Regions from separate parts of the Mus musculus genome. Here region 1 is linked to region 2. Evidence: chromatin loops called from intact Hi-C (ENCODE). Cell type or tissue: heart. All regions are shown on one strand. Links, peaks and the distances in the headings refer to the core of each region. The heading gives the core; the rest is flanking DNA.

Evidence for each region. A loop is a pair of places that touch in the nucleus more often than their neighbours do. Peaks named below come from ENCODE experiments on the same cell type or tissue, not always from the same donor. Only the 100,000 strongest peaks of a DNase experiment are listed, where the experiment ranks them.
Region 1: it touches region 2 in a loop (2.8-fold over the local background); 4 of 42 quality-filtered maps call a loop at or near these places.

Annotation. Positions count from the first base shown.
Region 1 is chr1:79,777,978-79,794,147 of GRCm38, forward strand. It overlaps Gm39666 (a long non-coding RNA gene), which reads left to right and starts at 10,274. Exons shown (of 3, transcript XR_865569.3): 1 at 10,274-10,305; 2 at 10,792-10,948; 3 at 12,756-13,772. It overlaps Mrpl44 (mitochondrial ribosomal protein L44), which reads left to right. Exons shown (of 4, transcript NM_001081210.1): 2 at 1-349; 3 at 1,511-1,689; 4 at 2,987-3,468. The coding sequence ends at 3,161. In heart, for the core only: CTCF peaks have their summits at 4,678 (motif pointing left) and 8,714 (motif pointing right); no DNase peak of the experiment used is centred there.
Region 2 is chr1:79,991,807-80,007,976 of GRCm38, forward strand. No RefSeq gene overlaps it. Among named protein-coding and RNA genes, the nearest start is that of Gm33970, 39 kb to the right of the region's middle. In heart, for the core only: a CTCF peak has its summit at 7,467 (motif pointing right); a DNase peak (open chromatin) is centred at 7,455.

The sequences.
Region 1 (16,170 bases), core at 4,134-12,133, 210 kb before region 2:
CGAAGAGGCGAAACGTCAGAGCCTTGGCATAGAGAAAGAAGCTGCTCTTCTGAATCTTAAGGACAATCAGGAACTGTTCGAACAAGGGCTGTCTTTTTCACATCGGTGCCTCACACAGTTTCTCGAAGACGAATTCCCAGACTTGCCCGCCGAAGGCACTGAGAGTCTAGTTAGCTTTCTCACTGGTGAGGCAGTTGTCTGTCACGTGGCCAGGAACTTGGCTGTGGAGCAGTTGACCCTCAGTGCAGAATTTCCTGTCCCCCTGCCTGTCTTACGTCAGACTTTCTTCGCGGTCATTGGAGCCCTGCTGCAGAGCAGTGGCCCTGAAAGGGCTGCACTGTTCATCAGGGTGGGTAATGGTTAGATGCACTTGTTCAGACAGTCTTCATGTGGGCAGAGGGGGACGTTTCTTTTTCTCATGCATTCCTTTGCTAGATCTTGGTACAACTGACTGTTCCTACCCCCAAAACTTAGAAAAACCCAAACTATTTTTATGTTAACTTTGTGGTGGTTATTTCAGTTTTCTTTTGCCAATACCCTGGAAAGCAAATAATAAATGCTGGGTTGTGAGTGCTGGAGGTTTACGTTATTCTTAGCTTTTTAAAATTTTTTGTTTTGGTTTGATTAATTTTTAAGGAAAAAAATGTTTATTTTAGCTCAGAGCTTAAAGATTTATTTATTTACTTATTTATTTAACGTACATGAGTACCCTGTAGCTGTACTGATGGTTGTGGGCCATCACGTTGGTTGCTGGGAATTTGAATTCAGAACCTCTGCTCGCTCCAGTCGGCCTTGCTCAGGCCGGGCTAAAGATTTATTTATTATTTCTAAGTATACTGTAGCTGTCTTCAGACACAGCAGTAGAGGGCGTGAGCCACCATGTAGTTGCTGGGATTTGAACTCAGGACCTTCAGAAGAGCAGTCAGTGCTCTTAAACTGCCGAGCCATCTCTCCAGCCCTAGCTCAGGCTTTAAAAAGATGCAGTCTGCCATGGAGGGAAGGTGTGTCCTTGTGGGTATGTCCTTAGTAAGTAGACAGACACATGCTTCTACTTTGAATATCAATGATTTGAGTATTGAATTCTGAGGCAGGAGTCAGTCTTCTGAATAATTTTCATAGGTTATGTTGCTTGACATCATTTTCTTTAGGTTTGAAATTGAAACATTTAAAGTTCTATGATTTTTATTAAAAGTACAAACAACAACAGCCTATGAGGACATCCAGGTATAACTCTGGTAGAGTGTGCTGTCCTTGCACGTGTGAGCCCATGAGGGAGAAGCTCAAGCTGGAATTCCAAAGCCAGAAACCGAACATACTCTATAATCTCAACGTTTGCAAGCAACACTTTAGTGCGAAAAGTTTCAGATTCCGAGCATTTTGGATTTTCAGGCTGTATGTGCTTAATATGTACATTTGCCATTCATTGCCTATCAGTTCTTATGGTAAAAATGGATTTTGAATTCTGGCCATAATATTCTTTGTTCTAATTTAAATGTTATTTTATGCACAGGACTTTTTAATTACACAAATGACGGGGAAAGAGCTCTTTGAGATGTGGACCGTCGTAAATCCCATGGGACTACTCGTAGAGGAGCTGAAGAAGAGAAACATCTCAGCTCCTGAGTCTCGACTCACCAGGCAGTCTGGAAGCACAACTGCTCTGCCTTTATATTTTGTTGGCTTATACTGGTTAGTAAAAATTCATTGTTCACTTTTTAACTTTGATTGGAAGCCTAGAAGATAGACTTCCAGTTTTTAAGTGTTACTTCTAACAGTATTAAAATTGTATCTCTGAGCTGGGTGGGGGGCGGGGGGAGGTACATGTCTTTAATCTTAGGCTAGTGTTCAGGAGGTGGAGGCAAGCAGATCTCTGTGAGTTTGAGGCCAGACTGTCTATAGAGAGGCCTCCCAGAACTACACCGTGAGACCCTAGTGGGGCAGGGTGGATAGGGTCATTATCTGGTTTTTGTTATTGGTGATGGTGGTGGGTTTTTTGGTTTTCTCTTTCTGCTGTTAATAGAAGACAAGTTATCTGTGTTTTGCTAGTAGTAACTTTTGAAAATTTTATGTGTGTGAGTGTTGGCCTGCATGTATGTCTGCATCACATACATGTGGAGGCCAGAAGAAGGTGTCGGTTCTGGAACTAGAGTTACAGATGTTTATTAGCTGTTAGGTTCATCCGGGAAATCCGACCTGGGTTCCTTACAAGCACAGCCAGTGCTCTGAGCAGTGAGCCTTCTCTCCAGCTCCTGCTAAGTCACTTTTGGACAGCTGTTTGCTATAGAGTTTTATGGGATATAAGCTCACCTTATATTTTCTATATATATAAAAAAAATACATCTGTTCTTGGCAGCAGCTTCAACCGAGCCTCAGAGTGGAAGACAGGAGCTTTGCTGTCTACCAAAGTGTCAGCACATTTAGAGCCTTGTAGTTTTGTTAGAGATAAACCTGTCTGAAATGGATTTCAGGTTTTAAGATTAAAGTGGGGTAGAGGTGTAGCTCAGTGGTGGAATGCTTTCCTGAGACAGAGAGACAGAGAGGGAGGGAGAGACAGAGAGACAGAGAGGGAGGGAGAGACAGAGAGACAGGGAGAGAGAGAGAGAAAGAGAGAGAGAGAGAGAAAGAAATCAATTAAAGCAGTAGATGTGGACATTGAGTATCTTGGATAAGTAGATTAAATTTTGTGCAAATATTTTTCCAATCTTTGTGTGAAGATTTTCTAATCTGAGGGACTTGCCATGTAGACCTAACTGTTTCAAACTCAGAGATCTGCCTGTATCTGCCTCCCAAATGCTGGCATCAAAGGAGTGTGCCACACTACCCAGCTCTAATCCTTGTGAACTTCTGATCCTTGTGCCACCTTATGCTTTGCCTTGGAGAAACTGGGCCTCGTAGGTTGTTGTATTTGGATGGGATGGGATGGAAGGCATAACTGTCTCATGTGCTGTCTTCCCGGCGTTCAGATCCCTGTCTGTTTTCTTCCTAGTGACAGAAAGCTGATTGCAGAGGGACCTGGGGAAACTGTACTCGTTGCAGAGGAAGAAGCTGCGCGCGTGGCCCTCAGGAAGCTGTACGGATTCACAGAGAACAGGCGGCCCTGGGACTACTCCAAGCCCAAAGAGAGCCCAAAGAGAGCAGAGCAAACCAGCGTTGCCAGCTAGGCAGCAAGGGGTGACATCATCACTACTGAGCAAAGCAGTGAGACAGGGCCAGAGGGGAAGAGCGCAGAATATGGGAGCAGTGTCTCAGTGCTCTTCCTGGGCCCTAGAACTAGACAAGTGCTTTTCAGGTGACATCAGGTGACAGGGATTTGTTTCACTTTTTTTTTCTGTTTCTCTTACACACTGGTTTATTACTGTGTATAATTTGTACAGCTAGATGTATTTTATTCCCTCCAGCTTTGAAGTGTAGTCAAATACATGCCATATGTGAAGTTCGTTGTAATATGAATAAAAAGCTATTCTTTGAGATGTCTTTCCTTTCTTTATTGGTGCAAGAGAGGCTGGAGAGGTGGCTGTGGCTGGGAGTGCTACAGGTCTGAGGGCAAAGGTACAGGGCAAGGGTAGGCCAGGTCTACCTGAAGGGACAGGACAGCTAAGCAAGTGCAGGTGGCAGTTCAGGCTACATCATTATCAGATATTCAGCTGAGCCCCAGCGACAGTTGGGAGTCCTCTGCCTATATTTGGTAATTAGATGCTAGGTATGGGGACCACTGTAGCAAAAAGTGTCTGCCTCTTCCTACTGTCCAGGTGAGGTCTTTTGGGCTTGAAGTTGATTTGGGCCACTTTGAGCCCCAGAAGAGTAATAGGCCGAGATCAGGGTTTTTGTTCACCCACTCCAATTCTCGCCTAGGCACCGTGGGCTGGCTGCCTCTATAAAAGGCTGTAAATCCTGCTGGCTGGCCATTTTTCTCTGGTGTGTGGACCAGTAGTCCAGGGTGATGTCTGCACTGGCTGTCCCCAGGTTCTCAGTGTTTTGTTCAGTACTGAAGTAAAAGCCAGCCCTGATTGCAAAGTTGCAAGGGAATTTTACGTAAAACGGTAGAAAAGATCAAACGAGCCCGCAGGGAGCAGCAGACCACACGAAGGAAGACACTCAGTCGTCACGATTATTGTGGTTTTCCACTAAGGGGTCAAGAAAAGGAGTAGCTGAGTTCCTAAAAAGTGTGCGTGGGTGCATTGTACAAAGAGGGGTGTAGGGGTTAGTACATCTAGGTAACGGAGCTAGACTAGACTACCAAGTGTATTATGAGGAGAGGAGCTGCTCATAACCCACCCACGTAGCGTCCCAGATTGGCTCTCCTGCCTCTAGAGTGTTCAGGAGGTCCTCAGGTCTGGTATCCCAATATGTCCCTAGTGTCTTAATTCACTCCCAATAGATTACATACTGGTGACTTCTCTGTTTGCAGGAATAAGCTGTCTTACTCTGTGTGCATGGTAGTGCCAGACAGATAGATGGTGCCATTTATGTTCACACAGGTGTACAGTTATACTCCATCCTCAAAATGCAGTCGAAATCTGTACAGTACAGATTTCCCCTGCAGGACACGGAGAGGGGGCTCTGCATTTATGTGTGATTACTATTGTACAGGACCCATTTTGGTTCCCAGCATTCATGAAGTGACTCACGACCCTCTGTAATTCCAATTCCAGGGTGTCTGACACCCTCTTCTGGCCTCCTTGAGTACTACATGCATGTGCCCATGGAAGGCATCTTTTAAAATAATGGAGTCTCTCAGGACTGGATACAGTCTTTGAAACTTTTACCCAAAATAGGCTTATTACAGAAGGACACAGCCTGCTCTCATCAGGACCCCTGCTTCTTCACCAGCTTCCAGGCCCACCTGTATCTAACAATGCACATTCGTGTGGGAAAGACTGATAGGTAAAAAGGAGGGAAGGAAATACTAGTAAGCTTTCAAGTGCTTTATGAAAGGGAGGAAGTTCTGGTGCATGCATAGGGCCCACAGAGGGAAACCCATTTCCACCTGATAAAAGCCCAGCTGTTTTAATAGCTTTAAAACCTTTTCTTGCTTTTTTCCCTCTGTCCTGTTATTTGATTTCTGGATAAAAAAATAGAATCCGAGTCATCTCTGGCACTGGGTGGAGACATGACTCTCTGCACTGCCCTAAGTGTCCGAAAGTTACTTTCTAGTAGAGAACTCTCAAAGGACAGAGACAACATTCCCTCCCACCCCCAACACACAGCAAGAGTTAATTCAAAAGGGTCAGTTGATCATATAAACCGGAAAACATGCCTCAGGAAAACTCTTCCAGACACTAGAAGATACAGTATATAGCCTCTTAAGCTATATAGTGTCACATAGTGTCATTGTAATGGTCTCATTAGCCAGTCACCTGTGAGAGTTTTCCTCAGTAGCCACTCTCATTATTCTGTAATAATCCCTGTCTGTCTTCTACATGAAGCCCTGTATTTCTTCTAAGTTCATTTGACAGAGATCACAAGGGTAGGGGATGATTGCAGGCCAGAGCGAGATTGCTATAACATTGAGTTTGTTTTGTATTGTTTCTGGTCTCTATAGGTCTGCCCCACTTTGAAAACAAGAGCCGGAGTCCCCAGGCCTGTGACAAAAGTCTTCCCAGCATTCATTCTGAAGCTAGAAAGAAACGCCTTTGAGATGAGAGACAGTATGGTTTAATGCTGCGGTCTGAGCAGGGAAGGCCTCCAACAGTGGGGTGGAGAAGGCAGCTAGCTGCCCCAGCAACCCCAGCCTCTGCTCAGTCACATCTCAACCCACCTGAGAAACAAAACCCTCTTGCTGAGTCTGGCCAGAGAGGTAGAACCTGTGTCTTGTGTAACAGACACATTATCAAAGCTAACAGAGACTGTTTCCAGAGGGCATGTGAGAAGAATCTAGTTGTCTAAAGCAGTAGGTTTAGTAAAATGTTGATTTTTAATTTGTTGAATCCCGTTAGTAGTTAAGGCTGGCCTGGAACTCATCTTCCTGGTTCACTGTTTCTGTTTTTCTTTAATTTTATTTTTTTTGTTTCGTTTTGTTTTGCTTTAACTTCAGTTTCAGTTAATCGCAAGAATAACAGACCATACCCAGCAGTGCCAGTGTCGTTAGCTTGACATCTCCATGAGTAAGCTTCACAAAAGTATCTCGGAAACACCATGGAGTCAGTTACATCCATGTAACACAAGACAACAAGCATGGTGAACAACCCCCCCCCCCTCCCCGCCCCAGCATGTGCAAAATGCCACAGCCCACCTAGAATCTGTTGCAGGTTTCTTTAAGTAAGCGTTCTTCTTAGTCTTTGGCGATTTCGCTGGCAAACTCAGTGAAACCTGAGTTCTGGTCTAGGACAGTTTGCAAAACTTTAACCTACGTGGCTGACGGAGAATTCAATCCCCGGTAGCGTCTGGTGACCTCGCTGAATTCCTACCCACACCTATCTTGCCTATCTTTGGGTACAGGACCTCCGTTCACTTAGGTGGAATGATTACCTGTCTCTAATTTCATTATGATCCCATCTGTATGCTCCCGGTGCCATGCCTTCTGGTGACATGACAAGTGATGATGACTACAGAGATGACTAGAAAGTATAACAAACGGTGGGCAGGTCTTCCTTCTCTTTGCCTCCCTCCCTGCTCTTCGCTGTATAACAGTGGTTCTTAATCTGTGGTTGGAGACCCTGTAGACAAAGTGCTATCTCCAAAAATATTTACATTATGATTTGTAACAGCATCCAAAGTACAGTTACAAAGTAGCAATGAGAATAATTGTATGGTTGGGGGAATCGCCACAACATGAGGATCTATAGTAAAGGGTCACAGCATTAGGAAGGTTTAAAACCACACTGCCCTCGAACCTCCCAGTCTGCTAGGGATGAAAAGTTGAATTCCTAGTCTACTTCCACTTGCTTGATATTGGCTGAACTCAGAGAGAGGCAAAAGGAAGCAGTTTGGGTGTAAAAACCGGCCTGTGACACTTCCCTTCAGCTTTCAAGCTGCTAAACCCTGTACATAGATGGATAGAGCCACACAGGGAACAAATGTAACTACAGTATATATAAAATAGCCTGCAAGCAAAAACAGCCACATTTTTCATAAGGAATATACTTTCAACACACTTCTAAGTAAACAGTCTTTGAACTCAAGTTGTTAGGCTATATTTATTTTAAGTCTTTTTTTTTTTAAACCACTGAAATGCAGCAATGGGTTGGAACATGCGGAAAAATCAGCATTTTCCATAGTTCCATATGAAATTGCTTAAAATGTTGGATCCATCTCTACACAACTTTTCATGATCCTAGAATAAACTTTATACATGGGTAAGAGGAACGTGCGGACTACAGGCTGTTGAGGAGAGCACTGGACTAAGTTCATCCAGTGCTTACCCAGAGTGCTGGCTCTTTGACCAATGCCTTATCCACATTGTCTAGGCAATCATAAGAATCGCAGGGAACAGGGTGGTGGTGGTATGTGCCTTTGAGGCAGAGGCAGGCAGACCTCACTGAGTTTGAGGCCACCTTGGTCTATGGAGCAAGTTTCAGGGCAGTGAGGGCTACACAGAGAAACCCTTTCTTAACTCCCTCTCCCCCCCAAAACCCCACAAGTGTAAGGGAATTAAGGGAATTATTGAGTTATAAAGACAGTGATTATTTGGCACTGGAGAAAGATAGTCATTTATTACACTTTATTATGTATTATTATATATCCCCTGCCTTTTCTCACTCTATTTTTCTTTTTTTGAGCCCGAAAGGTTCTACACCAAAAGTAGAAGCTCAAACCTCTAAGCGTACATAAGTTCTGTTACTTTGCATATTATGGATGCATATTTTACTATATGCATATAAAAAACGGAAAACATTATTCTCAACGTCTTAGGTAGTCACAAGAGAATGTATTTTATAGTTCTGGTTAAGAAAGGTACAAACAAGAGCTATTTTTATAGCTTCGAATACCCAAGATACAATTCACAGACCACATGAAGCTCAAGAAGAAGGAAGACCAAAGTGTGGGTACTTCAGTCCTTCTTAGAAAGGGGAACAAAATACTCACGGGAGCAAATATGGAGACAAAGTGTAGAGTAGAGACTGTAGGAAAGGCCACCCAGAGACTGTCCCACCTGGGGATTCATCCCATATACAGTCACCAAACCCAGACACTATTGTGGATGCCAAGAAATGCTCGCTGAAAGGAGCCTGATATGGCTGTCTCCTGAGAGGCCTTATAAATACAGAGGTGGATGCTTGCATCCAACCATTGGACTGAGCACAGGGTCCCCAAAGGAGGAGTTAAGAGAAAGGACTGAAGGAGCTGAAGGGGTTAGCAACCCCATAGGAAGAACAACAATATCAACCAACCAGACCCCATAGAGCTCCCAGGAACTAAGCCATCAACAAAGGAGTACACAAGGCTCCAGCTGCACATGTAGCAGAGGATGGCCTTGTTGGTCATCACTGGGAGGAGAGGCCCTTGGTCCTGTGAAGGCTCAATGTCCTAGTGTAGGGGAATGGAGAGCGGGGAGGCAGGAGTGGGTAGGTGGAGGAACACCCTCATAGAAGCAGGGGGAGGAGGGATGGGATAGAGGGTTTTCTGGAGGTGGGGGGAAACGGGATAACATTTGAAATGTAAATAAATATAAAAAAATCAAAATATCGAAAAAAGAAGAAAAGGGGGGGGGGTTATTTTTTCTTTTTTAGTTCTGGCCTGATCCTGACCACAAGATGGTGCTCCAGGCCTACAGCACAACTTAGGATGTCACAAACCTAGCGGGGACCACTGTCTTCCTCTTTGGAAAGAGAGGATGTGTGAGTACACAGCCTATGATTATGTCACATGGCTTTTCCAGGCCCCACACAGCTTTACTACTCTAGGGAAGTGTCTGCCTGAGCTAGCCCACTTCGGGCTTCCCCTCAGGATGCTCTCATTAGGAATCTGATGTGTGCATACTTCAACTTCATTGCTGATGCCGCGATGTGAGTGTTGGGCTCTTCATTCCCCCTTTCACTAGGGAAAGGGGAAACTGCACGGATGCTGAAAATAAAAAAACATTAAAGATTTTTTTTTTAATTTACTCTTCTACTGGAAAGTCCACTCAGACACATTGAGCTCTCTAGACCTGCATTCTGATGTCTGCTGTTTCCAGTCCCTTCCAGCTATCCTGTAAAGACTTACAACTCTTGTAGTTGAAGACCTGAGATCCATGGCTCTTGACATTGGGTATGGGACACACAAAGTCCATTGCTCTCAGCAGAACAGTGAGGATGGCTTGATTTATTCTCATCTTGCAAACTAAGAACACCCTCCTTCCCCTGTCCACACCAGAAGAAGATTCATGCCATCAAAAGCTTTAGGCCAGGAGTGGTCCTGTAAGTCTGTCATCACAGACAGCACCCAGGAGGTGTCGGATCTGAGTTCAAGGCTAGCTTCGGCAATACAAGTTGGAGGCCTGCCAACTCTGGAAGACGCCGATGTACTCACTCTCTATTTCTTACCCCTCTCCCCCAAAGTCGTTATCACAGATCACAAACTGATTTTGGTGAATCAAGTCCCAGCACTCAGATGAGAAATGCTGAGGCCAGAAGTTCACAAGTTCAAAGCCAGCCTGGGCTATACAGTAAGACCCTATTTCAAAAGAACAACAAAAAGTAAGTTAAACAACTCACAGCACAGGCACAAACTTCTGAAAAGGGAATGCTCAATTGGTGGAGATTGCATTTACCACTAACTCTTGTGTATTCAGCTGCCTGCCATTCACTAACAATACAAAACTAATGAGTTAAGAAGAATGTTGGGCTGGAGAGATGGCTCAGCGGTTAAGAGCACTGACTGCTCTTCCAGAGGTCCTGAGTTCAAATCCCAGCAACCACATGGTAGCTCACAATCATCTGTAGTGAGATATGATGCCCTCTTCTGGTGTGTCTGAAGACATCTACAGTGTACTTATATATAATAAAGAAATAAATCTCTAAAAGAAAAGAAAAGAAGAGAAAAATGTCCTTGGAGAAAAAAGTAATGGAGAAAACGAAAAACTATAGACCTAACTGTCCCTGGCATTGAGGAAAGACCTGCATGACTTGATTATTCATAGAGTAACTTTTTGCCAGAGTCATGGTATATTAAAGTTGCAAAATGTTCTAATAAGTTTGATTCATTCTCATTCTTTCTCTGCAGACAAGAGGAGGTCATCTGCAGAGGGAGAAAAGGTTACTTTAAAACCTGAGAGTAGCTTGCTGAAGATACATCACAAAGGCCTGGAGACATTCACAGTGACCTACAGCTGATGAGACAAAGGTGGGGAATGCTCAGCTGACCACACCAACACTGATGGACTGAGTACATAGAGATGCTTATGGGGAGCCTGATGGGTGGCCGTGGGGACTCAGTTCTTGGCTCTAAGACAGTTGTCGCATCCTGGAAGGGCTGTTCCTCAGCCTGTCACATTCTTAGCTTAGAGCTGGGCTCACTGACTCCAGCTGGAGGCTGGACTGCTAAAAGTTCACTTCTATTTTGCCACATGATATTCGGTTAATTAAGTGTTAATCAACAGTTTTGTGGGTATAATGGAGAAATGCGATTTCAATTTAGCAAGCTTTTCATTTAGATCACATCTGTATCTTTCCTCAAGACTCAAGAGAGAAGGGGAAAGTGGTTGGTTTGGCAAATGCTGGAGGGGATGTGGGTTGTTGGGACTGCAGATTGACCCAGTCACTCTGGAAATCAGTGTGGAGAATTCTCAAAATGTTAAAAATAAATCTGCCATCCGACCTAGTTATACCATTCCTGGGCATCTGTCCAAAGGCTCAACATCTTACTCCACAGATACTTGCTCAGCCATGTTCACCACTGCTCTGCTCACAGCAGCTATGAAGTGAAGTCCATGGCCTTCATGCAATGAATGGACAGTAAAGATGTGCTACATACACACTATGCCCTTTATGGATACCTCTCAGCTGGAAGAAGATGAGCTCATGGACAGGTAACTGCATATAAATGGGTGGAACTAGAAAATCATATTGAACGAGGAAGCCCAGACCCAGGGAGACACATACTGCATGTTCCCTGTCATCGGAGCCTCCCAGCTCAACTATTGAGGTGTGAATATAGAACCTGGAGTAACTGTACAAACCAGGAAAGTAAAATGGGGGAAGGGGGGACTGAGAACAGGAAAAATTGGGGTGGGGATAGTTAGGAAGAGGGGAGGGAGATAAATACAGAAGGGGAAGAGTAAAATAACCATAAGGATGTCTGAGAGTTATGAGGAATCAAAGTGTTATCTAGCAACCTAATACCTATAATACATGTGAGCTGCATATACATACATACATACATACATATATACGTAAATGTGCACTTTTATTTATTTTTGAGTCAGAGTTTCTCTATGTAGTTCTAGCTGTCCTGGAATTCTCTCTGCTGGCCTCAAACTCAGAGATTCACTTGCATCTGCCTGGCAAGTACTGGGATTAATGGTCTGTGCCACTTTACCCAGCCACCTATATAAATACAATGTTCTCACGCAGGCATACCTTGGCAGTAACCAACAGCTCTCTAATTGAAATTAAGACTCACTTAACAAGAGGGAAGCCGTGCCTGGTACTGGGAACCTAGCCAACTACCTAGGGGTAGTGAAGTTGTAGATCTTGAAAAACCTACTACTGCTACTTTAGTAAACCATCATGATCCCCAACTATACTCTAAATATTACCCCAATACCCACAGATAAGTGGAGACCTCACACCTCATCAAGGAAACATCTTTTTGCAGCAGGAGCCCACTACAGAAAACTACAACTAAAAATAAATAAGTAAATAAATAAATAAATAAATAAATAAATAAATAAATAAATAAATTGCAGAGCTGTGAAACCCAGTCCCAACTGATACATCTACAACACAAATCCTGCATCTAAGACTCCATGAAGACTGTGGAAGACAGGGCCAATTAAGAGCCAGAGGTACAAGAAGTTTGCTAAGATAGTGTGTCTCCTGGAGATGAGGATTAAACACCATAGCTGCCTAAACATGACCTGAACAAGGAAAGCACCAACAGACATGCTAATGTAGAAGGAGGAAAGCTAATAAGCTCTCAACCCCAGACAAAGAACTACAGGCAACTGAGGAAGCCTGAGAGAGGGAGAAAGTCTTCCCCAAGGAAGAGCACGTTATCCAATAGCAAACAGTGAGTCTCAAAAAATACATAAAAGAAACATTATATACACCAAACATGTTGTGCTTACATATGTAGGAACACACACACACACACACACACACACACACACACACACACACACACACACACACTAGCACTTAAAGAAAACTTAAAGAAGAAGAGACCACAAATCTGAAAGAGAGCAAGGAGGGAGAGTGGCACATGGGTGGACTTAAAGGGAGGAAAGGGAAGGAGCAAATGACATAATTATAACATCAAAAAAATTAAAAATCCTTTTAAGAGTGCAGTAGTTTGGGAGTCTTCAGGGAGGGCTTTGTTCGCTGGAGATGTAATTGTTGAGTGCCTGCCTAGTACACACAAAGCCCCAGGAGCACACGAACTAATCATGGTGACCCATGGTTGTAATCCCAGCACTTGTGAGGGAGAGGCAATAGGCTCAGACGGTCAAGGTTATCCTTAGCTACACAGAGCTTGAGATCCTGTGTGAAAAAGAACAGCAATGGCTACCCACTCTGTGGCACCTTCAAGTAGATTCTCAGTAGGCAGAGAACACATTTCAACATTCACAGGAAACTTAAGAACACGACTATCACCAGATCTCCTCTCTCCCACAGGTCACCACTGATGGGTCCTGGAAGGGAATGTTTGGTGCCCTGTTGACGCATGGAGCCACTGTAGTTCTTCAGACTCCTTCCATATGAAGCTCAGAAGTCACTCAGTTCTTCATTTTCAGAAAAAAACAAAACAAAAACAGCTACAATATCAAAAAGCCCAAAGTGACAGGCATAAGGGATACTCCTTGAATTCTATTGTAAAGTTCTGGATGATTGGAATTTTTTTCCAGGTCACCTGTCATTATTTACTTCATGGGACAAACACTTGATAGGCCAGTAAGACATCAGAGCATCTAGCATATCTGGGTCAGTGTCTGTTCTCATTTTCCGGTGTCCCAGGCAAAATTGAAAGTACCCATCTCATTAAGTGACAGAGAGTTATTTCACTGGTAGTTGGCTCCATTTTCCCCTAGGTCTACCATTTTGTTACTTTAAGAAAATTGCAGCTGGCTTCTTGCTCAGACTCAGTGTGGCATCTAATCTATGGTAAATCATTCGCTCAACCATGTCTACAGAGTAAAAGTAGTCTCTCGCAGGCCTGTAATTTTCCTAGCAGTCTCCGTATCTTAAATGGATCCCAGTTTCCCTCCAAGGAAAAGAGCTTTCAGAAAATTGATATTTTTGAAGACTAGGCCTGCAGACTCATTGGCTTAAATATGTCACAAGGGAAAAGGCTACACATTTAAAAAGATGAGAGTAACATTTCTCCTCTGGGTCCAGGGATTGTTAATAGATTTGATTCTAGAAGTCAGCTAGGAGCTCTGTGTGTGTGTGTTGTATAGAGGGACAGTAGAGCTGGAGGAGTTGGGAGACTAAAGAAGAGGACAGCCTGGTAGCCTGACAGCATGGCTTTCCAAGTCCTGAGCATCACTGCATTTTGAAACATTACCAGACACTTCAGAATTTAATATAACCAATGAAGTATGGCCAATGTACTCTTGGAGAGCAGCCCATCTCTATACAACACACTAAGACCATTCCAGCATCTCTATACAATATACTAGGCCCATTCCAGCATCCAGCCAATTCTGTTTTTTTTTTTTTTTTCCCTTCTTTTTTCTTTTGGAAGGAGCACTGGTAGAGTTTGGAGTCCAGGTACTGTTTGGCTCTGTAGACATTTGAACATCTTCTCTCTTGGCCTCATTTCGATTTTGTCCTGCTTCTGTATCTCATAAGTGCATTTGAAATGCAAGCAATTGCTATGCCAAGACTGTGTCTGCCCATCCCAAGTTTATTTGGGAAAAGGACCCCTCCTCAGCATTTGACACCTGGTAGACACTTGTGAAGTTTAAGTTTTAGGGGTCAACCTGCCTGGAAGAAAAAAATTATGCCCATGTACATGGTAAAGCATTGCTCCTGGGTTTGTCTGCGAAGGTGCTTCCAGAAGACTAGCATTTGGATCAGTGGACAAAGGAAGATCCACCTTCACCTGGGGATGGCATCATCCCATCCATCAAGAGAAAGCTAAGCTAGGACAGTACAGGGAAGGCAACATTTCCTCTCTTTTGGAGGTGGGACACTATTGCCCAAGCTTTTGTCCCCGCCGGCAAGAACACATTCAGGACAACCGGAATCTTCTGTGGCAAAGCTTTTATTCCTTACTTATCAGGAGGGAAGACCCCGAACCGGGAAAATGGCGCTGCTTATATAGCCCGCAGCGTGACGTTTCAGCACCTGATGTGGTGTGACAGCTCCTGATTCGTTGCTCGCCCATCACCCCATTACTACACAGCAAGATGGGCAGTGACTAGGCGTGAGTTCACTCTTGCACTTGTGCATAAGGCTTGTTTACTAGTTAGGCGCAGTGGAAGCCAGCGCCATCTTATAATGGTGATTGCTCACGGCATGCACGAGCAATCGCGGCACGGCTCTCCACAGGACACTCATCTCCTGACTGGACATCTGAGTCCCAGGTTCACAAGCCCTTGGCCTCTGATAAGAGTTATATCATAGTTTCTCCACCTTGGGCCTTAGGATTTGGACTGAGATGTGTTGCCATCTTCTTTGGTTCTCCAGCTTACAGATGGCGTACTGCTGGAGTCTTGGCCTCCATAATCATGGGAGACAGTTTCTGAAAACAAACCCCCTCTCCTGTGTCTCTCCCTGTAGCATACTAGTTCTTTACCCAGAAGGCTCCAGACAATACGCACATGAGCCAATACCACACAGAGGAAGACAGTACATACCTTCATTCCACTGCCACTGCAGCTACACTTTTAAGTAATTCACAAAGTATTAGTGACTTAGGGTGGAATAAATCCCATAAGGACTGGCTTTAGTAGGCATTACTAACAAGGAGCACATTTGGTAGAATGTATGAACTATTCAAAATAGGGTTTTGGCATTGACTTCTTTCTTCTGTGGCTGTAAATACACACAATTAAGTAGTTGCAAACAACATAGTTTACTATGTTTACTTGTAAACAACAAGTTCAAGCAGTGTTGAGTATGACTGACATTTTAATGTAGAATAAGGCGCGGAGCTCCTGGGCTTAAGAAAAACAAATTTCTTCAGTTTTTGACAAGAAGAGCTTTAAATAGTTTTATTTATTTATTTATTTATTTATTTATTTACTTACTTACATTTGGTGTGTGTGTGTGTGTGTGTGTGTGTGTGTGTGTGTGTATGAAGGCCAGAGAACAACCATTGGGAGTCAGTTCTCTTTCCTCCACGTGGGTCCTGGAGATTGAACTCAGGTCTGTCAGCCTTGGCAGCAAACTCCTTTACCTGCTAAGCCATCTCACCTCTCCAAAGTTGTCAACTCTTCTGATGACAGCCAGGACCTCATTTTAAAATGCCCTGTACATGGTCACATACATGTAATGTTTAAATCCCACATGAAAAATTATTCCCTCCTGAATGAAACAAAAAATTGCAAATTCAAAAGAGTAACCATTCCAGCGGATCACCAAAAACCAAACATTTACCGTGACTTAGATCTTTGAAGTTACAGAGGTCTCCAGAAATTTCCTTCTGTACTTTATAAAGAATAAAGTCCGTGGCACCTTAGCTACTGCTCTCCAGTGAGCAGAGCTGGGATGGCTGTAACAGTCGCTGCTGGAGAAGCCCTATAAATGGAGAAGCACCAAGACGAGGCACAGTGACTGCTTGCCATGTTGTAAGAAAAAGATCAGAAAAAGTCCAGGGACTCTGAAGCCCCTTCAAGCTACCTCTGGAGAGAGGATTCTACTTCCTACAGCAGTAGAAGGCTGAGGTAAGGGTTTTGAAAAGGCTGTTGTTTTGTTTTGTTTTGTTTTTCTTTTTTAATATCATTTTCTTCAAATGGAGAAATGGCCTTTTTTATTTTTTTTATTTTTGTTTGTTTTTTGAGACAGGGTTTCTCTGTGTAGCCCTGGCTGTCCTGGCACTCACTTTGTAGACCAGGCTGGCCTCAAACTCAGAGATCCGCCTGCC
Region 2 (16,170 bases), core at 3,902-11,901:
GGGAAGAGGTGCTGGGCAGCTGGAGTTGTTGTCACTGAAGTGTCGCTCACTGTATTAGCCACTTCCTCAGGTGTGACAAAATACCCAAGAAAACAGCTTAAAGAAGGAAACACTTATTTCCATTTGCTTTTCCCATGTGTGGTTAACTGGCTCCATTACTATGGACGGGAGCATCATGGCAAGGAGGGAGTGATAGCATAAGCTTTTTAGCCCATTTACAGTCCATGAAATACTTACTTCATAACAGCTAGGAAGAAGAGAGACAGGAAAGAGCTGGGGACAAGATACCCTTCAGAAGCACTTTTATGACCTACTATCTCTAGCCAAGTCTTACCACGTAGTAGTCCTCACAACTATGAATTCATGAATTGACTAACCTGTGGATGAAACAAATGACTTCATGATCTGATTACTTCTCAATGGCCCTGCCTCTGAACACTACCTCCCTGGGGAAACATGGATCTGGGACACATCACTGAAAAACACTGGAGCTCGTCTACAATGGTACCAGCTATTGTTTGAGACTGACCTGTTCCTAGATGGTCTCTGTTCAGCAACAGCAGACCATTCTTCCTCTCCATTCTTTCAGAACTACCCTAGCATACTTTTCCTTGCAATATGTGGGGATCTGAATAAGAATGGATTCCATAGGTTCATAGATCCGAATGCTTGGTCACTAGGAAATGGAACTGTTTGAAATGATTCTAAGGATTAGGGGTGTGGCCTAATTAGGTGGGTAGGTGGGTGTGGACATTGTGAGGAAGTCTGTCACTGGGAGTGGAGCTTTGAAGTTTCCAAAGCCCATTCTTGGACCCCTCTCCCCCCTCTGTTTGAGGATCAGGGTGTAGCAGCACCTTGCCTGCCTGCCACCATGTTTCCCACCATGATGATAATAGACTAATCTTCTGAAGCTGTGAGTGTGGCTCCCAATTAAATGCTTTCTTTTGCAAGAATCTCCTTGGTCACAGTGTCTCTTCTCAGCAATAAGATAGCGACTAAGACAGAAGTGATTCCATGGAACCAACAAGCAAAACAGAAATGTAAGCTGTAAAGATGTAATTCTAATATACTAAAGAGGAGTCAAGGGTATGCTTTGAAGTAAGAAGTAAAAGCTGTATGGTCAGAGCACACAGATCCATGTGGCATTGAAGGGCCACCTACATACCTAGCTTTGGCCCATCCATCCTCAATGCAGCACTCTTAACATTTAGAGTTAGGTAATCCTTTGGTGTGGGGCTGACCTGTGCACTGTAGTGGGTGCGTAGCACTCTGGTCTCTGTCTAGTAGATGTCAATTGTATCACCCAAGCGATGTCAACCACAAATGTCTCAAGACATTTCTAAACACTCCTTGAGGTGGGGGAGGCAAATCTTCCCAGTCAGGGACCACTGAACTGTGTTTTGTTTTGTGTTCTATGAAGCATCTTTGTTCTTTTAATAAATCGCCTTTCCTCTTAAGTTATTTCGATTTAGCTCTTATGGCTTGCAACCCTGGGAGGCCTCCAAGTTATCCTAACATCTGTGGAGATTTTAAATATGTTGCCACCTGGTGCTAAGCATGTTCAGGCACCAGTTAGTTTAATACTCTCAATAATTCTGTAGGCGGATATAGGATTTTCCTCTTCTCTTTGCAGGATAGAAATGGATGGTCCAAGAGGAGATGCACTCCCAGTCATGGAGCAGAAGCAGGTGTTTTGTGACTACTGCCATAAGACAGCACCGATGTCACTGTCACACTCTCTCCTTAGCCTCTTTAGCATGATTATGTTGAACTCTGTAGGCTTGACATTTTTCCCCGTAGGTCAAAAAGGTCAAATACATGTCATTTCATTTGCTGCAAATGAAAGTCTTCTGAGCTTTTGCCCACAGCAGTTCTTTGTAAAAAAACAGTCCTTCCCATTTCTCCTAACCTTAGCCCTGGACAATGGCTATATAGATTTCATTTGTGTGTGACTGCTTTTCAGTTGGCCTTAGTGTGCATAATTAGTCTATTATATCTGACTTTCCTATTTCTTTCTCCTTCTGCTCTGGTGAATTCTGTGAAACTAGATGTTCCTTGATGTAATGATTCTTAAACAATTAAAAATTGGGGCATAGGGCACAGCACAGCTTAGTCCTCGTCCATGTGCATGCTGTGTGCTCTCATCTGGGAAACAATGCGATAAATGCACAATGGTACCTCCAGATTAATGCTTGACTTGCAAAGAAAGTTTGAAGATATTATTAGAAAATGAAACAGAGCCAACATTGGGACCCTGACAAAGAAAAAAAGAAAAACTACTAAAGTTATGAAGTAAGTTTTGCACAACATTTGAAAGTGGTTCCTAGATAAGCAAGTATAGAATACATAAAATTGTATATTAGTAAAATTAAGTCAAAATGCTGGGACTCTTAGGAGAGTCATTGTGTGCAATGTACAGAGCAGAAAGCTAGCGGAACCGCTGAGTTAAGGGTTAACTTGATTCTGGCTATTGCCTGGCTATTGCTTTGCCCATGTCATTTAGCATTAGAGCTTCACAGGAAAATGCAAGTAGCTGACCTTGCAGTTCTGAGCTATGAAGTATAATAAGTCAAAAATTAGAGTTTAAATAATGATAAATTTGTAATTATTATTATGTTGACCATAGGCCTAGGAATAGGGGAAGTTTGAAACTTTGGGGAACAATTGTAATTCTTAATTCTTTGTGGGATGTGGTTATTCTCCTGAATTTGATTTGGCTATGATTATACAATGTCTTTTTTGCTATCTGCTTTTTGGAGTATCAGTAAAAGACTGGGGCAAGAAAAAAGCAAGAGAGCAAGTGGAAAGAGAGTGAGGTATGCATGAGGTGTGCGTAAGGTGAGTGGAGAGAATGTGTGTGAGAGAGAGAATGTGAAGAGTGAGTGAAGAGAGAATGTGAGGTGTGTGTGGAAAGAGTGTGGAGTGAGTAGAGAGAGTGTGAGGAGAGTGTATGTGTGAGTCAAAGGAGAGTGCATATGGTGTGTGTGAGGTATGTGTGTGAGTGAAAGGGGAATGCACAGAGGTGAGTAGGCATGTGGGAGTTCAAGAAAAGAAAAGTGCACAGGAGAAAAGCAGAGTGCACAGAAGAATGCAGAATGTGTTCAGCATCAAGCTGAGAGGGTGGGAGGAAGAGGAAGGGGGGAGAGAGAGGGAGAGGGGGAGGGGGATGGAGGGGGAGGGAGAGGGAGCAGAGAGAGCAACTTTAAGCCTTGAAAATTGCCTGTCAGCTTGTACCCGGAAGTTGTCTGTGTCTGTTTATCACGTGCCTTCCAGATATCCCTGCTTCCAGTTGAGAGCTCCAATCCTGTGTTGAGGCTGGACCCGGAAAAAGACCCTGAAGAGGATATCAGCAGAGTTGGGGGTTTCGAAGGCTTGTCTCCTTGACTTGAAGATGGTGGTCACCCTGCATCTTCCCATCTTTCCACTCTGCTCATCTGTCTCAGCATCTCCTCTCCTACTAAAGGCACCATCCATATGGCAGAAGAACCCACCTGCTCTCACGACCTCATTTAAACTCCTTCATCTCTTTCTAGATCTCCTCTCCAAATATGATTGCATTCTGAGGTCCCTACATTAGGATTTGGGGTGGACACAACACAGTCTATAAGAATCGAGCCCACTCTCCAGGAAGTAGTAACCAGTGCCTGCTGTCATTGGACCCATTTGTCCCAACTGTGGTTGCCTTATTGGATCTTTAGACCATTGGTTTTACATGAAATGCTCATGTCTCATTCTTTTATGAAGTCCCTGCACTCACAGAAAGTGCTTCCTCCCCAATACCCAGCACAATGGTGAGCAAAAGTCCCCCAAGTATAAAGTTACCGCCACTTGAATATCGATATTGAGTTAAACAGCAGTATTGATTTAAAACATCCCAAGAATTCCCCCCAATCTTTACGTTTCCATGGCTTCCTGCTCTTAACAACCAATTTTTATGCAGTCAAAACACTCTGATGTCTCTTGAAAAACCTTTATTATTACCTTAATGTTCTTCTTGATGAGCAAGCATCCTTGCTATCAAGAACGGAGCTTTGCAAACACTCAAAACTGATTTGCCCTGCTGGAGGTTCTCGAGATTTTTCAGCTCAAACTGTTGATTATGTAAACAGGGTCTTCAGGATGGAGGGGAAAGACAGTAAAAGATCAAAATCAAAACAGAATATGTAGGAGCTGGAGAACTCCAGCCCACAGGCACGCTAAAAATAGCCAGTCAGCAGGACCCCTTCCCCCCTCTGCCCAGCAGAGAGGCCAACTTATATCCCTGCTGGAATTATGGGTTTATGGAATTGATGTAAATGTATTTGTTCTGGGGCGATGTTTGCAGGCCCACATTGGCTGTGGGTTTTGCCGGGCTGCATTTCTGTACATAGGAAGATTTAGAGACCTATGGGCAGAGCAGTCGCTTGCTTCTCCCGGTGTGTATAGAAATTTCCCATTTATAGCATTTTTATGTGACAGAAGAATGCTGCAAGCAGCTCCCACATCACTTCCCTGAAGAATGGCCTCAGTGTGTGGTGTTCAGAACCACAGTTGGGTGTTGTTTATACACCTTTGTCCATTGGTTTTTGTCAGTTTCTCTTCCTTCTGTGCTGTTTTGACGAACCTGTGGCCTGTAGGTGCTGTGCCACAGCCAGCATCTCAGTGTCAAGATGCAGCCACAAGAGTTGGGAAGGCAGTGTCTAGGTGGAGTTGGAAGGACGATGCTGTTAAAATTGGAGTCTGGGGCCAGATACCTGGGGTCCCACTAGACTCCCACACATTCCAGCTCTGTGGGTTTTGGTAATTTTCTGGGGAGAATTTTTCTTTTAATTTTATTTTTGAGAGGATTGCTAGGCATCTCAGACTGGCATCAAATTTGTAATCCTCCTGTCTCTGTCTCCTGAGTACAGTGATTACAGATGCTGTACCACATGCCTGGCCTGCTTCAGTCAACTTTGCTTGTGCCACATTTTTAGTTTGTTTTAACCTGAGGAATAATTTTACTCACTAGTGTGTTGTGCTAATGAACTCATAGGCATCAGATTAGTTATAATCTTACCCTAGGAGCTAAGAAATAATTAGTGGCTATTGCTAATGCTAATCCTATCTTAGACTGGGCTTTCCCAAGTCTTCCTGTGACATTAATGTTTCCCTATTTGCCCATCACAAACTAGCACATTTGACAAATCAAATTAAAAGGCTAAGTTAGAGTTTACAGTAGCCGATATGGATCCCCTCCTATGGAGTAGGCCTTCATCATGGTCCCTACGGATGAGCAAAGTGTCAGAATAAGTGATAGTTGAGGGCTCAGCCGAAATAGCATGTCTATACCATCTCCTTTAGGGTTTATAGAGCATTGTGGAAGGAAGGGTAGAAAGCATTTAAGAGCGAGAAGATAAGGAGAAGGACTGCAAGATGCCATCTCGTGGGCAAGACATACCAGTTGCCACCATGAACTAAGGAGATAGGAGGGATTGGGGAGCACTACCCCTCACTGCTAAACTATTTGCTATGATACGTTCTGGGAATGGCTGAGTCGTTGCCTCCAGATGTCTCCCATTAGTAACATCACCATGCTCTGGTGACTAGCTCCAAAATGATGTCCCTGGTCCCTGAATTCACAACTCTGGGAAAGGGACTGGTGGACCATGGGGTGAAGAAGAGGGAGAAGGAGAAGAGAGTCATCAAATTGCATTATACATACATTTGAATTTGTTGAAGAACACACTTTAAAAGAAAAAAAAAGCTAACTTAGAACTGCCTGCTACTTTCAGAGATTAGAAACCTTTCTCCCAGAGTGGGGAAGTGGTACACTACTCTGTGAAAGGGGCGGGGTTTGGGCTTTGTGATGGGATTCCAGTGAGGACATACAGCCCACGCCGAGAACCAGACAGAGAGCAGCGGGAGCGTAGGGTAGATGCTGTGTGTCTTAGTTTGAGGTGCTGTCGTACAATGACACAGATTGGGTAGCTACATAATAGCTGTTTACTTCTATCATCCTGGAGGTTGAGGAGTCCAGGTCAAAGTGCTGCCATATTCAGTATCTAGTTATACTCTATACAGACAAAGTTCTAAGGTACGATATGCTAGGGAAATAACCTAGGATCCTCGAGGACCCAGACGTACAGAAACAAGCCCTAGATTCATAGGTGTACTCATGGTGGGAGCAGTCGTGATAGATTGGAAGCTGCAGTTGTCTGTAACTGGTTTTGAGAGAAGAAGCTGTTCTTTATATCCATAGCATGCAGCACAGGGCCTGGTGCACAGCAATTAAAATTTATACTCTGTTGATCACAGTTCCTGAAGCTGATGCAAGATTTATACACGCGAAGCTTCACAGAAGACGAGATGCCGGTGTTAGTTTATGCCTGGGCAGGCTGGCGGATGCAGCGTGTGCACAAGTGCAGAGGCGGCACGGGTTGGTGGGGAGTGTGCTGTCATTTGAATATGAAATGTCCCTCATAGGCCAATGTGTTTGAACAATCCGTCCCCAGCTGGTGGCACTATTTTGGAAAGACTGGGAAACTTGTAGGAAGTAGAGCCTAGTAGGAAGTGGGTCGCTGGAGGAGGGCCTTGAGGTTTTGTTCCACTTAGCCCCATTGGTGTCCGCTCTCTGCTTCCTGGCTGCAAGTTCAGGGCGGCACAGTCTCCCACTGTGGTGGGTTGTATCCTATCTTAACACGTAAGCCGAAACAAATCCTCCCTCACTACAGCGGCTTCCTGGACGAGATTTTTGTCATGTGATGAGAAAGAACTGTGCCTGGTGCACCTTGGGGACTGAGAAATGACACCAAGTCCGCGGAGCAAGTTCCCGACAAGGTGTGTTTAAAGCCTCTTCTAAAAGCATCGATGTCTCGAACACAGTCTTTTCCAGGGAATAAGATTTTTCTCAGCAAATGTCTTCACAAGAAGGAAGGAATCCTGGCTCTGAACAGCTGGAAGCAGGCTGCGGCTCCGTAAAATTTTAGTTCTTTTGAATTTTACTCAGTGACTTACTCTCCCAGGCCTCTCTGAAAGAGAACCAATTCATCCAGGATCTAAGAAGCAGAGAAGTGCACAGCTTCCCTGTGTTTTTATCTTGTTGATGGTGTCAAAAAAAAGCTCTTCCCGGTGCTTAGGAGGAGGTGCCCAAGAAGAGAATGGCTCTGTTCTCTGCGGAAAGTGCCCCACCTAGTCCAGCATGCTCTCTCAGACAGAACAAGCCCATAGGTCCTAAGGCCAGAAGCGGGGAACAGACTAGAAGATCTAAAAGGGAACCGGTGGGATCCATGAAATTAATATTTATTGGACACCGACTTTGGGCCCGGCGTATAAGGAAGGACAATGGAGATCCGTGAGGCTCAGTTCTGTTCTGAAGAAATCGCCGTTATTCATGGGAGGGCAACAAAGGAGCTGGACAGAACTGGAGGAGGTTATCGTGAAGAACTTGGAGGATGCTGCACTCCTGGTAAAGGTCCTTGGGAGCACTGCGGGGAGCCACACACTAGGAGGAGCCACACACCAGGGGGAGCTGCACACAGGAGCTGGCAGTCCGACTAAGTCTTGACGCCCCACAGATATGAAACCAACATAGAAGTTTACAGTCGAGAGCTAAATTACGTCTTAGCAGGTTTGTAGCCCCTGGGTAGGACAGTAATCTGATAAAATGCTAGGGATTCATCATTTTAAATAGATTTCTGTGTATTTACTGTGCTCTCCTGCTTTATTTTCTCCATACATGATTTTGTTGTTGTTGTTGTACAAAATTGCTTTTTGGTAGTCAGCAGGGTTTGTTTTTTTTTTTTTTTTTTCCAGCAAAGGGGAGGGGAGGTTGTCTGATTGGTAAGGAATATGAAGAAATGCTTTTTTTACTCATGGAAGCCAGGAACTCTGACCTTGTTCTCTGTTTAGTCTGAGAGATGATTTGCCAGTTTAGTAGAAAAGAAATAGGTGCAGCTTCTTCTAGGAGAGCCCCAGAAAGAACAAACAGAAGTGCTTGAACTTGCAGCCAGGCTCAAAGGGTTCCGGAGAAATCCTTTTAGCTCAGTGGCTGGCCTTTATATCTGTGTCATTATACAAAGGAAGAAGAAGAAGAAGCAGAGAGTGAACAATTTGACAGGTATGGGGTGGATGGGTGAACAGTGGCTAGATCTGACTGGATGGATTCTGACTCTGCTGTTCACCAAGTTTGTGACTCTGGGCAGTCTATTCAACTCTTTTCATTGCCCCGTCCTCTGTTTAACGATGATAGTGATAAAAACTACATGCTAGCCTTGCAAGACTTCAGAGACAACACACCAAAAGCAAATATATTACAGCCAGAAAGATACTAAAGATACAATCAGGACTGATCACTATCATCCATCCATTCAGCTCCCCACCTGCTCCTTTTTATTGGCCACAAATTGTGTCTTCCTGAGTAAGGGAAGACCACAGAGGGAAAAGAACATAGAGACGTTATAGGATCACTCCCCAGCCCCTTGACCTCAGTCACTGGTGTATGAATGGACATGTGCTTCAGACGCAGGTGGTCCAGAGACATTGAGTTTTATCGCTTGAGTTGATCTCTCTACTATAATGTTGCATTATAACTACTCTGGGGTGGTCATGATCATGTTCTCGCCAAGTGCAACAGGCCAGACTGTGGTTGCAGAGGGTAAAACCTTATAAAACACAGAATAAGAATAATGTGTGCTAGTGCCAGACTCTAAGTCCCTCAGCAAGCCATAAGTCCTTATTTATTTGCATTTGGGGTTACGATCCTATTACACTAGCAATATACCTTTTTCCTGAAGCTAGTATCAGACCAGTGATTTCTGCTCGGTTAAAAGGGCAGAGAGGGACTCAAGGAGAGATCAGACAGGTGAACCCATGTAAAGAAGAAACGAAGCAATGTTGTGTGAAGTGTGGCAGAGACCTGGTGGTTTATAATAGTGGTGACCATCTTCATCAAGGGTTCAGGGGCTGTGGGGGTGAGATTTCCAAGGTTCTCGATCTCATTTTAATTCTAGGTTTGTAATTTCTACTTCAAGAAGCTTTTTGCTGTTGCCATGTGGTCTGTGGACTGCTTATAACTGCAGGTTATGATCATGATGAAGTTTTCTTAATGAATTAAATATAGAATAGTTGTTTCCCGACTGCTCTATTTTGGTACCCATTAAATATTGAGTTATTTACTTTATACTGTAAGTCACATATGCTCTGCAGAAGTAAAGCAAAGTAGGAAATACTGGAAACTGTTAATTTTCAGAATTCTGTAACCAAAACACGTGAAAAACAATTTATTTTATATTTTATATGGACTTATTTCATTTTAATGTGTTTGAGTGCTTTGTGTGTATGTGCATATATCTCTGAGCCGTGAGTATACCTCATGCCTGAAGATGTCATGGCATCCGCTAAAGCTGAGGCGGTGCATGGTTGGGAGCCACCACATGAGTACTAGAGATTTAATCTGGGCCCTTAGCATGAGCAACGAGTGTACTTAATTGCTGAGCCATCTCTCCATTCACTTGAAAGAATACTTTCATGGAAGAAAATCTTATCTGAGCCTGTAGTGATCATTCTATGATTGGTTGGCTCCCTGCACTTGGGCAGAACACCACAGTGTTAAGAGGGTGTGGTGAGGGCTGCTCTTCACTTCCTGGGGGGCAGGAAATAGAGAAAGGGAGAGAGATGAAGGCCAAGGCATGACAACACTCCACAAAACATGTTCCCAATGACCTGGTTCCTCTATTGGTTCCCCTCCTACCATTTACCACCTTCCCATAATGCTATCATACTATAACCATCAAGGGACTGATCCACGGATTATGGCAGAGCTAATAATCTCTGTAGCTGCCTTCACAGACAGACCTGGGGGTGCTTTGATCTCCTCTGTGATTCTTCCTTCCTTCCTTCCTTCCTTCCTTTCTTTCTTTCTTTTTGTTTTTTTGTTTGTTTTTTGTTTGTTTGTTTTTTGTTTTCTTTTTCTTTTTTTTTTATAATTTATTTATTTATTTATTTTTGTTTTTTTGTTTTTTTGTTTTTTCCATTTTTTATTAGGTATTTAACTCATTTACATTTCCAATGCTATACCAAAAGTCCCCCATATCCACCCACCCCCACTCCCCTGCCCACCCACTCCCCCTTTTTGGCCCTGGTGTTCCCCTGTAATGGGGCATATAAAGTTTGCAAGTCCAATGGGCCTCTCTTTCCAGTGATGGCCGACTAGGCCATCTTTTGATATATATGCAGCTAGAGTCAAGAGCTCCGGGGTACGGGTTAGTTCATAATGTTGTTCCACCTATAGGGTTGCAGATCCCTTTAGCTCCTTGGCTACTTTCTCTAGCTCCTCCATTGAGAGCCCTATGATCCATCCATTAGCTGACTGTGAGCATCCACTTCTGTGTTTGCTAGGCCCCGGCATAGTCTCACAAGAGACAGCTACATCTGGGTCCTTTCAATAAAATCTTGCTAGTGTATGCAATGGTGTCAGCGTTTGGATGCTGATTATGGGGTGGATCCCTGGATATGGCAGTCTCTACATGGTCCATCCTTTCATCTCAGCTCCAAACTTTGGCTCTGTAACTCCTTCCATGGGTGTTTTGTTCCCAAATCTAAGGAGGGGCATAGTGTCCACACTTCAGTCTTCATTCTTCTTGAGTTTCATGTGTTTAACAAATTATATCTTATATCTTGGGTATCCTAGGTTTGGGGCTAATATCCACTTATCAGTGAATACATATTGTGTGAGTTTCTTTGTGAATGTGTTACCTCACTCAGGATGATGCCCTCCAGGTCCATCCATTTGGCTAGGAACTTCATAAATTCATTCTTTTTAATAGCTGAGTAGTACTCCATTGTGTAGATGTACCACATTTTCTGTACCCATTCCTCTGTTGAGGGGCATCTAGGTTCTTTCCAGCTTCTGGCTATTATAAATAAGGCTGCTATGAACATAGTGGAGCATGTGTCCTTCTTACCTGTTGGGGCATCTTCTGGATATATGCCCAGGAGAGGTATTGCTGGATCCTCCGGTAGTACTATGTCCAGTTTTCTGAGGAACCGCCAGACTGATTTCCAGAGTGGTTGTACAAGCCTGCACTCCCACCAACAATGGAGGAGTGTTCCTCTTTCTCCACATCCACTACAGCATCAGCTGTCACCTGAATTTTTGATCTTAGCCATTCTGACTGGTGTGAGGTGGAATCTCAGGGTTGTTTTGATTTGCATTTCCCTGATGATTAAGGATGTTGAACATTTTTTCAAGTGCTTCTCTGCCATTCGGTATTCCTCAGGTGAGAATTCTTTGTTCAGTTCTGAGCCCCATTTTTTAATGGGGTTATTTGATTTTCTGAAGTCCACCTTCTTGAGTTCTTTATATATGTTGGATATTAGTCCCCTATCTGATTTAGGATAGGTAAAGATCCTTTCCCAATCTGTTGGTGGTCTTTTTGTCTTATTGACGGTGTCTTTTGCCTTGCAGAAACTTTGGAGTTTCATTAGGTCCCATTTGTCAATTCTCGATCTTACAGCACAAGCCATTGCTGTTCTGTTCAGGAATTTTTCCCCTGTGCCCATATCTTCAAGGCTTTTCCCCACTTTCTCCTCTATAAGTTTCAGTGTCTCTGGTTTTATGTGAAGTTCCTTGATCCACTTAGATTTGACCTTAGTACAAGGAGATAAGTATGGATCGATTCGCATTCTTCTACACGATAACAACCAGTTGTGCCAGCACCAATTGTTGAAAATGCTGTCTTTCTTCCACTGGATGGTTTTAGCTCCCTTGTCGAAGATCAAGTAACCATAGGTGTGTGGGTTCATTTCTGGGTCTTTAATTCTATTCCATTGGTCTACTTGTCTGTCTCTATACCAGTACCATGCAGTTTTTATCACAATTGCTCTGTAGTAAAGCTTTAGGTCTGGCATGGTGATTCCGCCAGAAGTTCTTTTATCCTTGAGAAGACTTTTTGCTATCCTAGGTTTTTTGTTATTCCAGACAAATTTGCAAATTGCTCCTTCCAATTCGTTGAAGAATTGAGTTGGAATTTTGATGGGGATTGCATTGAATCTGTAGATTGCTTTTGGCAAGATAGCCATTTTTACAATGTTGATCCTGCCAATCCATGAGCATGGGAGATCTTTCCATCTTCTGAGATCTTCCTTAATTTCTTTCTTCAGAGATTTGAAGTTTTTATCATACAGATCTTTCACTTCCTTAGTTAGAGTCACGCCAAGATATTTTATATTATTTGTGACTATTGAGAAGGGTGTTGTTTCCCTAATTTCTTTCTCAGCCTGTTTATTCTTTGTATAGAGAAAGGCCATTGACTTGTTTGAGTTTATTTTATATCCAGCTACTTCACCGAAGCTGTTTATCAGGTTTAGGAGTTCTCTGGTAGAATTTTTAGGGTCACTTATATATACTATCATATCATCTGCAAAAAGTGATATTTTGACTTCCTCTTTTCCAATTTGTATCCCCTTGATCTCCTTTTGTTGTCAAATTGCTCTGGCTAATACTTCAAGTACTATGTTGAAAAGGTAGGGAGAAAGTGGGCAGCCTTGTCTAGTCCCTGATTTTAGTGGGATTGCTTCCAGCTTCTCTCCATTTACTTTGATGTTCGCTACTGGTTTGCTGTAGATTGCTTTTATCATGTTTAGGTATGGGCCTTGAATTCCTGATCTTTCCAAAACTTTTATCATGAATGGGTGTTGGATCTTGTCAAATGCTTTTTCTGCATCTAACGAGATGATCATGTGGTTTTTGTCTTTGAGTTTGTTTATATAATGGATTACATTGATGGATTTTCGTATATTAAACCATCCCTGCATCCCTGGAATAAAACCTACTTGGTCAGGATGGATGTTTGCTTTAATGTGTTCTTGGATTCGGTTAGCGAGAATTTTATTGAGGATTTTTGCATCGATATTCATAAGAGAAATTGGTCTGAAGTTCTCTATCTTTGTTGGATCTTTCTGTGGTTTAGGTATCAGAGTAATAGTGGCTTCATAAAATGAGTTGGGTAGAGTACCTTCTACTTCTATTTTGTGAAATAGTTTGTGCAGAATTGGAATTAGATCTTCTTTGAAGGTCTGATAGAACTCTGCACTAAACCCATCTGGTCCTGGGCTTTTTTTTGGTTGGGAGACTATTAATAACTGCTTCTATTTCTTTAGGTGATATGGGACTGTTTAGATGGTCAACTTGATCCTGATTCAACTTTGGTACCTGGTATCTGTCCAGAAATTTGTCCATTTCATCCAGGTTTTCCAGTTTTGTTGAGTATAGCCTTTTGTAGAAGGATCTGATGGTGTTTTGGATTTCTTCAGGATCTGTTGTTATGTCTCCCTTTTCATTTCTGATTTTGTTAATTAGGATTTTGTCCCTGTGCCCTTTAGTGAGTCTAGCTAAGGGTTTATCTATCTTGTTGATTTTCTCAAAGAACCAACTCCTCGTTTGGTTAATTCTTTGAATAGTTCTTCTTGTTTCCACTTGGTTGATTTCACCCCTGAGTTTGATTATTTCCTGCCGTCTACTCCTCTTGGGTGAATTTGCTTCCTTTTTTTCTAGGGCTTTTAGATGTGTTGTCAAGCTGCTAGTATGTGCTGTCTCCCGTTTCTTCTTGGAGGCACTCAGAGCTATGAGTTTCCCTCTTAGAAATGCTTTCATTGTGTCCCATAGGTTTGGGTGCGTTGTGGCTTCATTTTCATTAAACTCTAAAAAGTCTTTAATTTCTTTCTTTATTCCTTCCTTGACCAAGGTATCATTGAGAAGAGTGTTATTCAGTTTCCACGTGAATGTTGGCTTTCCATTATTTATGTTGTTATTGAAGATCAGTCTTAGGCCATGGTGGTCTGATAGGATACATGGGACAATTTCAATATTTTTGTATCTATTGAGGCCTGTTTTGTGACCAATTATATGGTCAATTTTGGAGAAGGTCCCGTGAGGTGCTGAGAAGAAGGTATATCCTTTTGTTTTAGGATAAAATGTTCTGTAGAAATCTGTCAGGTCCATTTGTTTCATAACTTCTGTTAGTTTCACTGTGTCCCTGTTTAGTTTCTGTTTCCACGATCTGTCCTTTGAAGAAAGTGGTGTGTTGAAGTCTCCCACTATTATTGTGTGAGGTGCAATGTATGCTTTGAGCTTTACTAAAGTGTCTCTAATGAATGTGGCTGCCCTTGCATTTGGTGCGTAGATATTCAGAATTGAGAGTTCCTCTTGGAGGATTTTACCTTTGATGAGTATGAAGTGTCCCTCCTTGTCTTTTTTGATAACTTTGGGTTGGAAGTCGATTTTATCCGATATTAAAATGGCTACTCCAGCTTGTTTCTTCAATCCATTTGCTTGGAAAATTGTTTTCCAGCCTTTCACTCTGAGGTAGTGTCTGTCTTTTTCCCTGAGATGGGTTTCCTGTAAGCAGCAGAATGTTGGGTCCTGTTTGTGTAGCCAGTCTGTTAGTCTATGTCTTTTTATTGGGGAATTGAGTCCATTGATATTAAGAGATATTAAGGAAAAGTAATTGTTGCTTCCTTTTATTTTTGTTGTTAGAGTTGGCATTCTGTTCTTGTGGCTGTCTTCTTTTTGGTTTGTTGAATGATTACTTTCTTAGTTGTTCTAGGGCGTGATTTCCGTCCTTGTATTGCTTCTTTTCTGTTATTATCCTTTGAAGGGCTGGATTCGTGGAAAGATATTGTGTGAATTTGGTTTTGTCGTGGAATACTTTGGTTTCTCCATCTATGGTAATTGAGAGTTTGGCCGGGTATAGTAGCCTGGGCTGGCATTTGTGTTCTCTTAGTGTCTGTATAACATCTGTCCAGGCTCTTCTGGCTTTCATAGTCTCTGGTGAAAAGTCTGGTGTAATTCTGATAGGCCTTCCTTTATATGTTACTTGACCTTTCTCCCTTACTGCTTTTAATATTCTATCTTTATTTAGTGCATTTGTTGTTCTGATTATTATGTGTCGGGAGGAATTTCTTTTCTGGTCCAGTCTATTTGGAGTTCTGTAGGCTTCTTGTATGATCATGGGCATCTCTTTTTTTATGTTTGGGAAGTTTTCTTCTATTATTTTGTTGAAGATATTAGCTGGCCCTTTAAGTTGAAAATCTTCATTCTCATCAATTCCTATTATCCGTAGGTTTGGTCTTCTCATTGTGTCCTGGATTACCTGGATGTTTTGAGTTAGGATCCTTTTGCATTTTGTATTTTCTTTGACTGTTGTGTCGATGTTCTCTATGGAATCTTCTGTACCTGAGATTCTCTCTTCCATTTCTTGTATTCTGTTGCTGATGCTCGCATCTATGGTTCCAGATCTCTTTCCTAGGGTTTCTATCTCCAGCGTTGCCTCGCTTTGGGTTTTCTTTATTGTGTCTACTTCCCCTTTTAGTTCTAGTATGGTTTTGTTCATTTCCATCACCTGTTTGGATGTGTTTTCCTGTTTTTCTTTAATGATTTCTACTTGTTTGGCTGTGTTTTCCTGCTTTTCTTTAAGGGCCTGTAACTCTTTAGCAGTGCTCTCCTGTAATTCTTTAAGTGACTTATGAAAGTCCTTCTTGATGTCCTCCATCATCATCATGAGAAATGTTTTTAAATCTGGGTCTAGATTTTCGGTTGTGTTGGGGTGCCCAGGACTAGGTGGGGTGGGAGTGCTGCGTTCTGATGATGGTGAGTGGTCTTGATTTCTGTTAGTAGGATTCTTACGTTTGCCTTTCGCCATCTGGTAATCTCTGAAGCTAGCTGTTTTAGTTGTCACTGTTAAGAGCTTGTTCTTCAGGTGACTCTGTTAGCCTCTATGAGCAGACCTGGAGGGTAGCACTCTCCTTAGTTTCAGTGGGCAGAGTATTCTCTACAGGCAAGCTCTCTTCTTGCAAGGCAGGTACCCAGATATCTGGTGTTCGAACCAGACTCCTGGCAGAAGTTGTGTTCCACTCACTAGAGGTCTTAGGATCACGTGTGGAATCCTGTGTGGGCCCTTGCGGGTGTCAGGCGACTCAGCTGGTAAGGTAGCCCGGGGCTCGAGTGGAGTGGAAGGGGTTTGTGCCCCAGATCAAGCCCGGGTAGCCTGCTTCCCTATGTACTGCAGTCTCAAGTTCCGCACGATTGGATTGGGGCAGGCGCTGTGTTCCACTCACCAGAGGTCTCAGGGTCCCGTGGGGAGTCCCGTGTGGGCCCTTGCGGGTGTTGGGCAAGACTCTGCTGGCAAGGTAGCCCGGGGCTCGAGTCTCGAG